Linked DNA regions of Mus musculus: region 1 is linked to region 2. Evidence: chromatin loops called from intact Hi-C (ENCODE). Cell type or tissue: heart. All regions are shown on one strand. Links, peaks and the distances in the headings refer to the core of each region. The heading gives the core; the rest is flanking DNA. Region 1 overlaps Pip5k1b (phosphatidylinositol-4-phosphate 5-kinase, type 1 beta). Region 2 holds the start of Pip5k1b (phosphatidylinositol-4-phosphate 5-kinase, type 1 beta).

Evidence for each region. Hi-C counts contacts between places; a loop is a spot of excess contacts. Peaks named below come from ENCODE experiments on the same cell type or tissue, not always from the same donor. Only the 100,000 strongest peaks of a DNase experiment are listed, where the experiment ranks them.
Region 1: a loop joins it to region 2, with 2.4 times the contacts of the local background. A loop is called at or near these places in 1 of 42 quality-filtered maps.

Annotation. Positions count from the first base shown.
Region 1 is chr19:24,452,481-24,460,814 of GRCm38, forward strand. All of the region lies in intron 1 of Pip5k1b (phosphatidylinositol-4-phosphate 5-kinase, type 1 beta), which reads right to left. Among named protein-coding and RNA genes, the nearest start is that of Fam122a, 21 kb to the right of the region's middle. In heart, for the core only: a CTCF peak has its summit at 351; no DNase peak of the experiment used is centred there; H3K27ac peaks cover 2,655 bases.
Region 2 is chr19:24,553,784-24,562,117 of GRCm38, forward strand. It overlaps Pip5k1b (phosphatidylinositol-4-phosphate 5-kinase, type 1 beta), which reads right to left and starts at 2,089. Exons shown (of 15, transcript NM_008846.3): 1 at 1,982-2,089. It overlaps Gm50341 (predicted gene, 50341), which reads left to right and starts at 2,549. Exons shown (of 2, transcript NR_169181.1): 1 at 2,549-2,601; 2 at 3,225-3,627. In heart, for the core only: CTCF peaks have their summits at 1,827 and 3,851; DNase peaks (open chromatin) are centred at 1,908 and 2,478; H3K4me3 peaks cover 3,898 bases; H3K27ac peaks cover 3,951 bases.

The sequences.
Region 1 (8,334 bases), core at 201-8,200, 100 kb before region 2:
GTATCACATGTCAGGTAGTGAGCCTGGCTCTGGGGCCATAAGGACAAAGACAGGGCCTAATTCACTAGGAAATCACCACAGTGGGATGGAAGGAGAGAGGGAGGGAGGGAGAGAGGAATGCAGACAGCTCAGACACAGTGAGCCATGAGCTCTGCTCTGGATTTTTGCAGGAGGAACTGGGTCAGTCCAGTCTAGGGGGGGGGGTGTCACAGAACGTTCCATTTGCTTATCTGAGGAGCACAGACATTGAACAAAGGCGGTTTGCAGAGGACAAGATGAGAGCAGCTATGTGGGCAAGTACATAGTCTAGCTGGAAAGGGAGTACTTCCATAATCTGCCCCATGTGTTTGAGGAGAGGCACAGCAGCCCTCAATGGGGCTTTTGGGAACAAACAACAATAACAAAGATGCAGAAAAGCAGGGAAAAAAAGATTTAAAACTCCAATGGGTCACTCTCGAAGGCTTAAAGATTAGCAACAAAAACCACACTCAACTGAAAACAACCCTTGACATAATTTCTAAAGCTAGAACTGTCTACACTTTTCAGACTAGAAGAAAAAAAATAAAGCGTCTTGTTATATTCAGAAATCACATTCTTAGATTTTTTAAGTGAATAATAAAAAAGAGAGAGAATAATATCTGCATACACTTTTAAAGAAGTATGGAAAATCTGCATGCTATACATCTGCACAATGGAGCCCACATATACATACATATGTTCAAACATATGGTATGTAACATGTTTATATGAGAAGTTGTAAAAATAGAACCACAGGGTTTAATACTCAACGTAAAGCTCTCCTACATTATGGAGAAAGATAATTTAAAAGAAGCTTTGGTCTGTATTTCTAATATTTATATAACCGAGCCACTGCCAAAACCAATTCCAAACGGCAGCACCTGCTCTCTTTGAATCCAAATGAAGATCAATCAAAACAAATTGCAGGCTCTTCTATTCTCTCATAAAACACATTCATCAGCCCGCAGAATAGCTCTCACAAAGTGAACAAACAGGATGGCTTTAAATGGTGATAACAAAAGGCTCGGCATAAAACGAACCACTTGTAATTCATTTTCCCAACAAAGGTTATGCCGAAAGAATTCATAAGCCCTTTCAAAGCCGTTTCACCACAAGCAACCGACAGAAGAAACTTGCTGGCACAAACAGCTACGAGTCATGTGCTGTCCTCTGACCAGCATCGCGCTCGGTCTCTCATGGAAACACCACCACAGCCGGATATTCCCCAACCTCGCTTTTAAATCCTAAATACACAAAGACCTAATGTGTTTGTGCGCACTTGGCTGGCATGCCAGATGGAGGAAGAAAAGTCAGGAGAGTAAATACATATAAAGCCATGGCATGTAGGAAAGGCATATATTAACATTAAAATATCTTTAAAAAATATCTTCCCAGTCCCCCCTGGGGGATAATCACAACAAACCTCAAATGGTGACTCCTCCCATATAATTCTTCTATGTTCTCGCATTCACTTCTTATATGACATTTGACCAATGACTGATTTCAAAGTATCAAATCTTTATAGTATGGTGTATCTTCTCATTTCTTTGCCTTCTACACTTTGCTTTTGATGCCCCCTTAAGTGTCCATGCCCCAGAAATTGCTCAAGGACAAACCACAGGCATATAAAGTCAGTTATAAGCAGAAGACAAATGTTTGGTCTTAGAGTTAAATAACCAGGTCTTCTGCCTGGCTCTGCTCCTGATGCAGTCTACAAAGTACTTATAGGATGGGTTTGTCTTCTATTGAGAAAGGCAAAGCAGCATAGCCTCCCACAGGCCAGAAGATTACGATAAAAGATAGTTAGTTGGTCCATGACCCCAAAGAATTTCTAATGAACCAGTTGTCAGAGCCTCTGCCTGGTGGGAAGTCTGAAAGAACACAGTGGGGGAGTTGGAAAGACATTTGCGGGAGAGGATGAAAAATGTAGTTATGGGAAGGGAAACAATATGCAGGAGGGAAATGTTGAACTGGGAAATTTTTAGTGTTTTCCTATGACTCGGGGCTAATAATAAACTTGACTGTTATCTTAGTTGAGGTTTTTATTGCTGTGATAAAACTACAAGACCAAAAGTAAATTGGGAGAGAAAAAAGGCTTATTTTCATCCTATTGGGTCATAGTCCATCACTAGGGGAAGTCAGGGCAGGACCCCAGGCAGGGCAGGAACCTGGAGGCAGGGACTGTAGTGCAGACCATGGAGGAGTACTGCTTACTGCCTTGCTCAGTTTGCTTTCTTATATTATCAGGGAGCACCTGCCTAGGGGTGGCCCCATCCACAACAGGCTACGCCTCCAACATCAATCAGTAATCAAGAGAATGGGCCAATTTGGTGGGAGCCTATGGGCCAATTTGGTGGGAGCCTATCCTTTTTCTTCTTTCTTTTTCAAGATTTATTTATTTTTATGAGTACAGTGTGGCTGTCTTCACACACAAAAGAGTGGGCATCAGATCCCATTATAGATGGTTGTGAGCCACCATGTGGTTGCTGGGAATTGAACTCAGGACCTCTGCTCTGAAGAGCAGTCGGTGCTCTTAACCACTGAGCCACCTCTCCAGCGCTGAGAGCCTATCCTGAACTGAATGAAGTTCTCTAAACTCAAGTGTGTGTCGAATCGACATAAAACTAACCAGTGCAACAGGCAATAAATGAACAAAAGTGAGTTTGAACCATGCACAAATGTAAATATCTAGTTAGAGGGAAAGAAGTATAAGAAGGACGACTTAAGGTGTGTTCCTCCGCAAGGACACCTCACTCGTCACCTACTTCAGGGCTCCTTTACACAAGGCCCACTGGGGATTACAACAAAGGGAAAGAAAGTGCCCGTTGTCAAGGAACCCAAATGAAAAGCCAAAACACAAGTGCATGTAATAACTAGGATGTCTTTAGCAGGATTAGGAGCTAATGCCTCCACTTGGCTTTGCCTCTAACTTCGGTCATCACAGTCAGAGGGCTTATGTGTAATGTTCTAAAAAATGCAGTAAAAATTTAAATGCCAAAACAAACAAACAAACAAACCAATCAATCAATCCAGGCCAATAAATCACAAATCAGTTACTAATCACTGACTATTAAAATTTCGACAGAGCATTTGACATGTGCTTGGCTCTGTGTAGGTTTGAGACATGCCAGGGGCTGAATGAGTCAATGAACCAGAGACTGAATTGAAGAAATCAAGGCCAAAAGGAGGCAGAACTGGAAAGTGTGGAGATGAGGGAGGTGACAGAGATCCAGAGTTTGCAGCCCCAAAGAGCTACAGGATGCCAGAGCAGGTTACAAAGGCTGTCAGTGGGGCAGGAAGGGGCCTGACCTTGGAAGGACGATCTTGACCTTCAGGGTGGGTCAAGCTGAGCGAGTGGTCAGTTGCTGACCTTGTATGTGGCCTTGGGGGGCAGCCACATACTTCACACATAAAGTATATCTGTTTAAAAAAAAACCTTCTCTTAAGAGCAGAAAAGATATAATGGAAGACCAGCTTTAGAGTGCAGTTGGAAACTTCTGTGGTAGTGTTGAGGTGAAACTCCAAAGTTCTGAATCCATCTGAGGACACAAAGGAAGAAAGCCCATGATGGGTGGGCAGTGGGAACAGCTCTGCCTCTGGGCTCTGTCTGTTTGGGGCTGGGAAGCATGGGTTCAAGTCGGACGTCTGTAGGATTTCAAGCTTTACTGACTACTGAAGGCTGTAGGGTTCCCGAGAGAGAATCTTTCTCTCTGCCCAGAGGTAACTCTTACCACTGCCCAATCTGGCAGATGAGAGTGGAGGAGGGACTCGGCTTAGGCTAAGGCAGCACATCTGTGTTTCTTTAGAACCTCTACAACATGTCAGGTCCTGCGGAGGCAGGGCTAAGCTGGAATCACAGACTGTAGAAAGACAGACAGAGCCCTATGTCCTTGCAGCAGGGCTATGTCAAACCATTCTTCCTAGCTAGCTGCTGGGTTGGGAGGGCCTTGGGTCTATAATGCGTGCATCACTCTTCAGAGTTCTTTGTAAGCCTCTCACGCTTACAGTCAAACCCCCTTTAACTTGAGACAGAGACAGACTCTCCACGCGCTAGAACAATCCTGGCATCAGCTCCACCTCCACCTGTAACTCCATTTATAAAACAGGACAAAGTATGCTAGCTGGGTGGCTGAGACAGTCTGTGCAGCCACATTGCCAGCTTTAATAATGGCACCGCCCCGCTCCCAACCCCCAAGCTGCATGGCTCAGCCAAACAGCTCCATTTCTGTGCCACAGCATCGTCATCTGAGAGTCAGAAACAGAGCTGTGCCCTGTGCCAGCATTGGGAGGAGTGCCCAACATCCACAGACCAGATGCGTCACTGGCAAGTAGCACCTGTTCTGTACATTCAGTGTTATTGCTAGTTGTGGGCCACTCTTGTGTGGAGAATGAGCAGAGGGCAAGAGTGATCCAATCACTGCTCCTAAGTCCCCAGAACACATGAGGCTCTGTACAGCATGCTACCATGCTCTGCCCAGCCACCCTCTCTGCTACACAGCCCACTCAGGGCAAAGAGCTTATATATAGATGGCTCTCTGGCTTCCTAGGCTTCCTGTCAACAACATTCCTAAGAGCTCACTCTTTTACAGCATGGCAGGTTCTTAGCGGACTCTTGCCTTGAGCCTCCAGTGTGTTTGCGTTCCTTGAAGCAGCCTCTCAATGACCTGGTGAGCCAATCTTGAGTGCTTCTCTCTTCTGAGGACTTCCCAGCAGAACACATCACTTCCTTTGCTAAGATCACCCTCCCCAGGTCAACACTCCCCACCCCCAACTCACCTAGATAGGTGCTAGGTTCACCCTAGACTGCAGTCACTCTCAGATCTACCAATAATGACAGTTACAGGCAATAGCACTCTTGTATGGTGTGGATTAACTCATGGAATCCCTTCAATAACCCAAAGTTATAGCTCACTGCTTGGTTACAGGGAACACAGAAGCAACTGAGAGGCTAAATGACTTTTCAAAGATCACAATGTTAGTGCCAACGTGGTCAATGCAGTGGTTCAAAGTTCTCCTGCTTATCAGTCTGCTAGTCCTGCCATGGACCACCCCATTTTTCTCCTTAAGCCTCCTGCATGATAACTGCATCCTGCTCCTGCTTCACAGAGGAATGATGGTCCTTTTGTTTACTATCCTGCCTTCATGTGGCCTCGGGGACCACACCCATTCTTTTTGGTCCATGGTCTCTGTTCTCATGGCTAGGTATGCTTTGCTGGCTCTTTCATGGTAGCTATGGTGAGTTCCACTTTCAAAGTCTTATATACTGAAGGCTTGGCCTCCTGATGGTGGATCCAAGCACTGAGAGGTGATTGGATCCTGGGGACTCGGAGATAATCAGCAGATGAGTCCCTTGATGGTTTCATGATATGATGGCATCATTGGGAGGTGATGGGAGGTATGAGGTGGAGTGTGGTTGGAAGGAAGGAGGTCCCTGGGGCATGACTTTGAAGTGTATCTTGTCCTAGCTTTCTGGCCAACATGAAATCAGCTGCTTTGCTCTAGCATGTGCTTGTCAGGCCCGCAACAATGGAGCAAGCAGGCCAATCCTGAAATTTCTGAAAATAAGCCTTTTTAGTTGTCTAGTTCGGGTAACTTCGTCACTGTGACACAAAAGTGGCCAACATACTCCCTAACACACATCTGTTTGAGTCTTCTCCCATTGGACATGCTTTTTTCCCATAGCCTTGAGCCTCTTCCTCTCATAGGGCTCTTCAACCAGAAGACATAAGAATTTAACTCTAGGAACCCTTACTCCATGTTCCCTTTCTGCTTGCTGATCCTGCTTCCAAGCTCCAGACTTGTCTCACTCTCCTTACATTTAAGGTCAAAATCATCAAAGGACTAATGGATAGTCTTTGTCACCCTCCCAGACTTACTGACAAGAAAGCCTCAAGCTGCATTCCCATGGCCATGGCAGGGATACAAGTAGGCTCGTTTGCTCTTCTCATTCAGGATCTTCCCTGCGTTCTCTGGGGTACTGGCGCTCAGAGTAGCCTGCAAGCTCTCAAATTTGGATTGACTCCTTAAACAATTGGTCCTCTTCTACTAAGGGTCCAAACTCCATTGGTTACCAGTCACACCAATGCTGTCCTTTGCCTACCCTAATATTACCCAGGTGTTTCTCATCTGCTCCTTATGGGAGGAGAGTTGACATTCTCAGTTACTGAGGTACTGATGCTTAAGTCTGAGGAGTTCTAGAGGCAAGCAAGCTTTATCAGCATCTTAGACCCTTGCCATAAGCTTTCCATCCTCTATGGAGGGGCGACTTCAGAGAAGATACAGCAAGGACTACTTATGTTCAACCCACCCTCGAGTTCTCAGAACATTTCTCATCTTTCTCATGTCTTTGGCAAGTTCTCTCTCTCTTCCTCCCCTCCCTCTCTATTTTTCTCTAATACTCAATGCTCTTCAGTCTTCCAGTAGTCTCTCTTCCCCTCCCCTCCCCTAACCACTCTCTGCATAATCCCCACTAGCAATGGGTTCAACTGTAATCTATAGGAAATGACCCTCAGATACTCCTGAACCCACACCCTTTTCAGAGCTCAGGCTGTATAGACATAGCTGCTTGCAGGGTTCCTATTTGTCTTACAGGTGTGATAAATTAATTGAACTCCATCCCAGCTAGCCATATCCTATCCTGCTACAGACACCCAAGCCAAAAGCCCTCAGAACTCGTCTTTAACACAGCACTTGATCAATCAACTTTTCCCAACCCATCGTTGTAATATTCTTTAACCTAAACTTTCTCTGCATTTTCCTGCTACCCTCTGGATTAAAAACCACATCATTTCTTCCATGGATGATTTCCTTAGACTCCTAACTAGTCTACCTGTCTGGGACAGCTACTACTAAAAGGGACTTTTCTGTAATGCAAAATGTACCCCATCTTTCTCTCAACTCCTGGAGTGGCTTCCTATTGATTTTGCGAAGATCTCAAAAATTTTTAGCACAGGAAATAACCTCTAATGACTCTACAGGCATGTATTTACAAGCTCCAAGCAAAGCGATCTTTAACTGGAAAGCTGTTTCTGGATTTTTGCTCTTGTCTCCAATGAGAATCAGTCTACCCTGACTCAATCCATGTCTTTCACGTGGCCTACTGCAGTATATAGCAGGGATAACGTTGTAATCTTACTATAGAGCCATGGCAACTCCTACAGTTTGGAAGAAAGGAAGAACTTAGCCATGAGCCTCAGGCTCTAACTGACAATTTGAAGTATCTTCACCCACATCAAGCATCATTTTTATTTCCTTAAAGGAACTGACAGGGACAAATGTGTTCTGTGATTTTAAACTCTAGGTCATCCTTACATTGGCTATTGATTTATAGAGTCTCCTTTCCATGCTTTCTGGACACCCTAAGGTAACAGCTTTCTCTTCCATTCAGTTCTACCCCGTCACTCATTTCAGATCAAATCCCACATCAGGTATGTTTGCCAAGGGTTTCCCCCTTAACCTGCATGATGTGGGTTCCCGTCACATGCTGCTGGTGGTTTCCTTTGTTAGACAAAAGCTAAATTTGATGTTGTTCTCCTCTTGAGCCATATTTAATAAACCACGGTAAGACCTATTTCATGATTCTTTACTTATTTTTTTCTAGGAATCTTACATTTTCTGGGATCTTATTAAGATTTTATACTGAGTTGCTTTCCATGTATAATGTAAGCTTTATTCTTTTGCATACAGATACTCAGGTTTCCTGCTGCAAATTGCTGAATACATTATTTCTCCCCTAGAGTGAACTTCCAGCATCTTAGCTGAGGACCAGCTGACCTGGGTTTGTTTCTGGAGTCTTATTCCATCGCATAGGTCTCTGTGTCTGTTGTTATGTCAGTGCCATACTGCTTCAACTACTGTTGTATGCAATACACTTTGAAGTCAGAAAGTGAGATGACTCCATTTTTTAAAAATTGCTTTGTATATCTGAGATCCTTAAGATTTTTAGGATACTCTAATTTCTATAAAATTCCATTGGAATTTGGAGAAGGGCTGGATTGAGTTTGAAGATCACTTTGGGCGATACAGACATCTAAGTCATATTGACTTTTCTAAGATGTGAACATGAGACAAATTTCCATTCATTTATACAGTCATTAGTTTCTCTTATCAATGTTTTGTAGTTTCCAGTAGTTTTTGTATTTTTACCTCCTTGGTAAATGTATTACATTCCACTCAAATGTCTTTTCAAATAAAACTTATGGGAAGATTGGCTCTCTCACATATAATTTTTTTCCCCTCTCTGAGGCAACTTCTTGCTAGGTTGCTCCAACCTAGGCACCCAGGGATGGTCTTACATGAAAAATCTTCATTTCAAGC
Region 2 (8,334 bases), core at 293-8,292:
CAAAGGCTGTGTCAGAGCTACAGCCCAGTTCACCAACCAGCTCACTGAACAGAGTGACCTCATCTAATCAGAAGTGGGACAATGACAGAAAACACAAAGCAACAAACTGTCAGGCGATTAGATGAACTCTCCCTCTTGGACCATCCACTCAGGGTTCGAGAAGTGATGTAAAACTCTCATGATGGCCTGACCCCCGAGTTTCCCCACATCTGCAAAATGTGAGCATCAAATCACAAGGAGGTCGAACTGACCACTGTGAGGAGACGACAAATCTAGCCATTAAAGAAAAGAAGACTTCACTAGTACAGGGCTGGCTCTGAATGAGGGACAGCAAGGCTGGCTTTAACTGGAAGGACCGATTGTCACTGTGATAAACCCCAGAATCCGAGTCCCCCATGCCTCCTCTAAACCTATGATAAGCATCTTCACCACACCTCCCTCAGAAGTGGTTGAAATAAGATGAGCATACTGAAAAGCAATTAAAAATTGCAAGACACTGATGCAAATATTAGGTGGGTTTTTTTTCCCCCCCAGTCCCTCCAGTTTTCTTAGTTTGGATAAAAATGTAATATGGCTTTATCTGTAAGCACTGTTCAACTTTCCTGCCCAAGGATGGCTGCACTTCCCATGCATCCTGGGGGGGGGGGGTCCTCCACCTTTGTACACAGAACCCAGCATTTTCTTCAGCTTAGAGATCGCACAGGACACTTAAGGCTCAACCTTGAACTTGGTTGGGTAAGTTTTTGTTTTTGTTTTTCTGTTTTGCCTTTCAGTGGGCAGCCCTCTGACAGAAGCTTCCATGAACCCCCATCACACTGGAGTCTAAGGAAAACCAATCCTTGGACTTTGATCTACTCCAACGACTGCAAAAACACTACAGCCTCTACACAGAACAAGAGGGAAGTCTCCCGGAAGAGAGGTGAAAGGGGCCCTTTACAGCTAAGTTCAAGAGAACAGCCTCGGACTACTTCTTAGATCAGATTAATCAGGTCTCAGTCCTTATGGACCATTCATTTTACAGGGGGACCTCTACCAGGCTGAGAATGCCATCAAGGGGCAGAGCCAGGGCAGAGGCGGGGGTGGGGGGGGTGGGGGGGATGGCTACTTGAGAGTCAGCATGCGCTTCCTTTACATAGCATCATAGTAAATAGCAGATCCTGTTCAAAGTCCTGACTTCAGTAGACATGAAGAACAAATTCACTGACTACCCAAACAACTTCTCTGGAACAGGTTTCTACCCAAGCGTGCTGTGCACAGCAGACAGCCGGCTTGAGAGGGTGGGGGTAAGAAATGAGAACATGCTCATCTGCATAGATGAGAGATAAGCAGACGTTTGTTGTCTTCGGTTCTGACGACTCCTGGCACCAGAGTGGCAAGTCCAACTCCAGCGCTCTCCCCATCCCCCCCGCCACCCCCCACCCCCGCCCCAGATGTTGAATCGTCACATTGACAGGGCCATTGAAGACAGGGGACTGTAAAAGTCGGCGGCTGTTTTCAGGCTGGAACTGTAGTTCACCTGTTCCACCCGGCGCCAGAGCCAGAAATCAAGCAGAACGCCACTCGTGGAAGCCCCTCTGTACATCCCGGGGGGCGCCTAACAAGTTCGCTGCTGTTTAGAAGCAGGGGAGAATGACGGAGACACCTCTCCTGCTGCAACAAAACTCAGCAGGTTCCCCAGAAACGAGGGAGGGGTCTCTGACTTAAGTGAGCCCGAGGGATCACTGGGTGTCACTGCGGCCCTAGGGATCAGGGTAGCGAGGCGGTCGGTGCCCACGGGGACTGCGCAGCTGTGGCCCCCGAGGAGCGAAGGTCCTGGTTTGACGACCACGGGCGCCCCCTCCATGTCACCCCCAGCACAACTTGGACAGGCAAAGTGGAAAGGTGGAGAGCAGGTCAGGTCCCAGCAGAGACACACAGAGCCTCAGGCGCGGCGGCAAGGGAGGGTGTAGGCAGGGTTGCCGGGGACGCGCAGGAAACTTACCTCCTTCGGCCGGCGTGCTGGAGCCTTGGCGGCCGAGACCAGTTGCGCCACCGCGGGCAAGTTGTCGGGATGTCGTGGGTTCTCCGGTGGCTGCAGCGGGCGGCGGGCGGCGGGCGGGGCGGAGCCGGAGCAGCGCCGGGGGGTGGGGTGGGGGGGCGGGCAGGTGCCGGGCCCTGCCGCGGGGCCACACTGGGCTCGGACGCGCGGCGACGGGGACGCGCGGCTGCGAGTGTGCAATGCGCGCGCGCCGCGGCCGGTGTGCGTGTCCCCGCGTTCCCCTTCCTTCCCGCCGCTCCTCTGGTCGGCAGAACGGCAAGCGGACCACTAGGACCAGACAGCGCCGGGTGGCGCGGCGAGGCGAGATCGGGGGATGGAGGCCGAGGAGTGGCGGTGCCCCGCAGCCACGGGCCCCCGCACGGCGCGCCGGAGTCCGAGCGGGGCGGGCAGCGAGCAGGCTGCACGGCGGCCGCGACTCCGGGAGGCTGCAGGCCCCGCCCGCCGGCCGCCCAGGCTCTTCCCCTTTTCTCTCCACCCTCTGCTCTGTCCCGCACGCCCTGCAAGGAAGCCAGACCGGTTTGCAGCAGCAGAGCAGCCCGCAGTCGGACCTAACGCTCTAGTCGGTGCGTGGGAGATTGTGCGCCCGGGCCACTGTGCAGCCAGGACTCAGAGCAGGGGTGAAGCGGCTCCCTGAGATTAGCGGGATCCTCCAAAGCTCCAGAGCTTCTGGGAGCTTCTCAGAGTCTCGAAGCCTCACTGCTGTGGACTGTGTTGGGGTAGGGCGTGCCGCTGCCAGTGTCCCTGGCCACCAGTCGGGCAATGCCAGACTTGACTCCTCTTCCTTGAGGAGCCAGCACTTAAGCAAGCAGAGCCCTCCCCTATACCCCCTTTATCAGGAAGGGACGCGCAAAGGTTCTGAGACCACACTTGTCTCCCTTCTAAGGATAGCAGGTGCTCTCAAGAAGGACGATCTATCCAACAGGTTAGGGATGGGCTAGTGAGGGGTCCCGCGCCATTGAGCTACAATGGGGGCGCGCCTGCTGGAGCCACTTGGAATCTCACTAGGTTAGTTTAGCTTCGAAGAGGGTAGGGGCTAGATCTAAGGATCCGTTTGGAGTTGTGCTGTTCTGAACGCTAAAATTAAATTTATCTAACAGGCACAGGAAGAGAGCGACTCCCTCCCAGTTGGGTCGAAGCAAGTGGTACAGTTCAGCTTTATCACTTCCTTCCACTTTCCCCTCCTCAGACAAAACAAAACACTTGTGGGAAAGAAAACTTGCGTTCTGTCAGAGGAAGACCAGCATTTGATGACCCTTGCTTGAGGACACTCCCTTGAGGCTCTACAAAGAGCACCTGCAGGCAGTTTTGAAATCTTTTAACAACCCCACCCCCAACCCCAACTCGAGTGAATTTGTGGTGGTTTAGTATCACCCTGGAATGAAGCATAAAAATTCCTTTATAACAAAAAATGCATTGTTCTTAAAGTTTTATTCACGTAAAGCTGACAAATCAAATAGATGTGTATTGTTAGGGACGGTATCTCCAGTGTTCTTCCAGGTGTGTGTGGCCGCTACTAGCGATTTAAGGCATCACTAACTTAGGACTTGGGTCCAAGCATTCTGGACTTATTAAAGCACAGAGTAAGAACATGTGTGTGGTCCAGCTTGCACGCTTTTCAGATGAGAAAACCGTAGCCCTAAGACATCCAGTAACTCACAGGCGAGGACACAGTTTTCCTTACTCTTAGTCCTTGAACAAAAAGTAACAGCAATACTGACTTAACAGAGTTCAAGATGGGGCCAGTGGAGGGGGCAGCAGAGAAAGAGCAGCGGATCAAAGATCAAAGAACCTTGCAACCAACTGCTGTGAATCACTGTATAGGGGGCAGCATCTCACCGCTCTGAGTCGCGGGCTGGCTGGAATCTGGGGCTGGGGAAATCAGTCTCCCTGTCGCGTGCCTCAGACTTCCACTCTGAACTTCAAGGAGTGGGAAGTGGATTTGCTTCCCAGAGAGGCGATGCCATAGGGGATATGAAAACAGGCGAAGCCAAATCTGAATGACCTCTCAGTGGATCAAAAGCGCTCAGAGGCGTTAGACTCCCACACCCCAATCCTGCACAGCTGCTTTCTCCATTAGAACCTAATCTCCCAGGCAAACAACCTTGGGCTTCTGGTAGAGAAGTCCCAAAGCCAACTGCTTACAGGACATTTGTAGAGATAACACGGTGAAACTGGACTCTAAGAATTTCCCCACGAGCCTTATACCCCATTGTTAGTTCCATGTATGAAAGACAAAACAAAACAAAACAATCCTTCCTGATCTACTTATATCGGTGGGATTTCAGGAAAGCCATCCTCTATTGGAAATGAAAGATCATCAATGTCACTAGCAATAGTGACTTGGCCAGAAAAATCGTGAAACCTATTTAAAAACTAGAAAATAATCATTTAAACAAAGTCTTAAAATTATTATTTATTTCCATACAGAGGAGACATGTATGTTTCTTATAGCAGATATAACAACAACAACAACAACAACAAAACAAAAACAATAATGGCTCCCAAGTAATAGCTTCCCTCTATCCAAGGCTTTTCCTCCTGGAATCTACCACATGATCTACTTTGGCCAATGGAGTAAGTACACTCATGATATAATGGTAGTCTTCAAAACTGTGCATTTCTGTATCAGCTCTTGGAATTCTGCCATTCCCAGGAGAACAAGACCTACCTCTAGACAAAGACCATTGCTGGAGGAAGTACATCACTGGGGGTGGGCTTTGAGGGTTTATAGCCTCACCTTACTTCTCTCTCTCTCTCTCTCTCTCTCTCTCTCTCTCTCTCTCTCTCTCTCTCTGGTTTTTTGAGACAGGGTTTCTATGTGTAGCAAGAGCTGAGTCACCAGCGGGGGTCACCTTGGCTAGCCAGCCCTCCTTTGTTTTCAGAGGAACAAGCAAGTCCCAGTGAGCTTAGTCAGGCTTGGTCCAGATCAACAGACCGTATATACGCAAACCATAGGCTCATAACAAATACTAAGTAGCTACTGCTGTAGACAACTACTTCAGTTATTTACTGCTTCATGACAAACTGCTTCACCTCATGAGAAACACAGTATCGGCTGCTTTACTGGAAACTCACTTGGCTTTATTCACCAGGCAGCTAGACAGAGTTGCAGGGTGCTAGAAGGCTTTGCTCACATAGCAGGTAACTTGGTCCTCAGTGATATAACTAACTTCTTACTGCCCAGATAGCTGACTTGGGTTTCTCTGCAGCAAGGCACCCCTACTTCTTCTGTGCATCTAATTTCTAAAAGGGGGTGGCTAGAAACTGCCAGGTATTGTGAAGCCTGAACGTGGAAGTTCTCTGTTATTGTCAACTCTGGGTAGTTTATCTACTGTGTAGACTGCAGCCAGGGAATCAAAAACATAAGAACCCCAGGGGAAAGGGTTGTAGCCATTGACATGGGACAGTAGCGCCTTTGCCTTCCACAACGTTAGAGTTGCCTTCTTCTCATGGAAATATAATTGCTAACCAGACAAAAGGGCTTACATGTTTTGTATAGCTTGATTTTTCTAATTGCAGAGGGCTGATTTACCCCCAAGGACCCTGTGCTCTCTAATTTCAAGTTCACTCTTAACATTGACCACATCTGAAATCTGATGTCTACTTTCCTTTTTTGTTTGTTTAATCTTCCTTTACTCTTTTCTATTTCTTCTGATCACTCTCTCTTCCTCCCTCAGCTCCCCCGCCTTCTCCTTTCTCCTTCCTGCCCTTTCTTCCTCCTTTCCTCTTGCCTTTTCCCTTTCTTTTTTAAACTTTCTATCTTGAATCTTATAACTGAAAACAGATTTTATATTATATATATATATATATATATATATATATATATATTTTTTTTTTTTTTGGTTTTTTGAGACAGGGTTTCTCTGTGTAGCCTTGACTGTCCTGGAACTCACTCTGTAGATCAGGCTGGCCTCGAACACAGAAATCCACCTGCCTCTGCCTCCTAGTGCTGGGATTAAGGGCATGTGCCACCACGCCCGGCTCTACATAATGTATTCTGATGATGTTTTTGTTTTTCCCCTCCCTCCCAGATCCTCTCCTACCTCCACATCTGCCCAACACACACACACACACACACACACACACACACACACACACAGAGAGAGAGAGAGAGAGAGAGAGAGAGAGAGAGAGAGAGAGAGAGAAACTAAAATAGACAAGCAAGAGACAATAAGACAGAAAGTGGCCAAACAAAGCAAACAAACAAACAACAAAGTCTACAAAAAATACCATTGAGTTGGTTTTGTGTTGGCCAACTAATGCTAGGCATGGAGTCCAATCTAAAGTGTGGTTAATATACTCAGTGAGAATTCACTGGTTAAAACTATTTTTTTTTCCCATAGCAAGTTATCAAGTTGGTCTCAATTACAAATAGCCTCTTGGTGAAGGGTGGAAGCCTGGGTCCTTTCAGTGCTGAGATCTCATCTGACTTGAACCTGTGAAGATGCTGTGCCTTTTCCTATTCTTCATCTTATCCATCCATCTCTTTATGCCCCATGATAAGAAAGATCTTATCATGTTTTAAATGAACATTGAACTAGGGATCCTAAGGCTGTGTTACCAGTAGATTGATTGAAAAATGTCTCCCACAGGCTTACATACTTAAACATGTGGTTCTCCCATTGGTGCTGCTATTTGGGGAGGTTATGTAACTTTCAGGAGGTGAACCGTTGCTGGAGGAAGTATGTCACTGGGGGGGGGGGGGAATGGGCTTTGAGGGTTTATAGTCTCACCTTAGTTCCTGCTCTTTTTGCTTACTGGATAGAAATGTGGCTACCCAACTTCCTGCTCCTGTTACCATGCCTTTCCCACCATGAGGATTCTAGCCCTCTGGAAACCCCAGCTAATATAAAGCCTTTTCCTTATGTTGCTTTTGGTCCTGGTATTTTATCACAGCAACAGAAAAGTAAACAGTACAATTTGCTCTCTCATTATGTCTCAGACCCTACAGTGATAAAGTGTCTGAGTTAGGGTTTTATTGCTGTGAAGAGGCACCATGACCAAGACAACTCTTATAAGGACAACATTTAGTTGGGGCTGGCTTACAGGTTTAGAGTTTGAGTCCATCATCATCAAGGCAGGAGCATGGCAGCAGACAGACATGGTGCACGAGGAGCTGAGAGTTCTACATCTTCATCTGCTAGGAGAAGACTGGCTTCCAGGTAGCTAGGATGAGGGTCTTAATTCATGCCCACAGTGACACACCTACTCCAACAAGGCCACACCTCCTGAAAGTGCCACTCCCTGGGCCAAGCATTTACAAACCATCACATGAAGTCTGCATTTTCTTTTGTTTTTGGACTCCTGGTCTACCTCACCAGGCTAGCCCAGACATGCTCTGAAATGTCTCTCATATTTTTCACATTCTAGGATCCTTAAATGTCTTCTGAGGTCTATACAGCAGCAAGGTTTGAAAGGGATTTGAGTCGTAAGGACTCTCAGCCTGTATGATTCCCAATACCTTAAAACGTCTTCATATATTTCCCTTATAATTAGAAAGCATGGAGTTTTTTCAGATATAAGCCCTGCCCGGTGTAATTCGTTGTTGTTTGCCTAAGGTTAGCATTACCTCAGCTCTCTTTAAAACATGCTGATGTCTACATTCTTCAGTCAGAAACACTATGAAAACTAGAGGCCCAATGTTAACAGGCATACAATACTAACCCTAAAACATGCTCCCTCCAAAACTCAGAAGGCACGAGAAGGGTTTTTCTAACAGATTTATACCAGAATTAAAGCATATGCACTAAGATTATAAGTGCACAAAAATTGTATATTAAAAAAAAATCCTTGAAAGAAAATCACTAATAGATAGGCAGTGGTGACGCACGCCTTTAATCCCAGAACTTGGAGGCAGAGGCAGGTGGACACTGAGTTCAAGGCCAGCCTGGTCTACAGAGTTCCAGGTCAGCCAGGGCTACAAACATAACTCCTGTCTTGAAAAACCAATATCCATTCCTTCCCATCCCCCCAAAAAACAAAACTAAAAATTGAACTATCCATGTTGGGTGGGGTATTCCTAGGCTGTTTTTTTTTTAATTGATATTGTATTAATTTTTACATTTAAAAATGTATATACACATATGTATAAAATGTATATACTTGCACCCCAAGTTTTCACCCATCAATATAATCTATTTCCTATCAGATTCACTTATTTCTCTTTTCTTCAGTCTCATTTTCTTGTTCAGAACAGGCTTACATAAACATCCTTTCTAGGTGAATTTTCACTTTACCCACAAGTTGCAAAAACAACATAAACCCAACGAATATTTGTCTGAAGAGGGGAAAGAAGC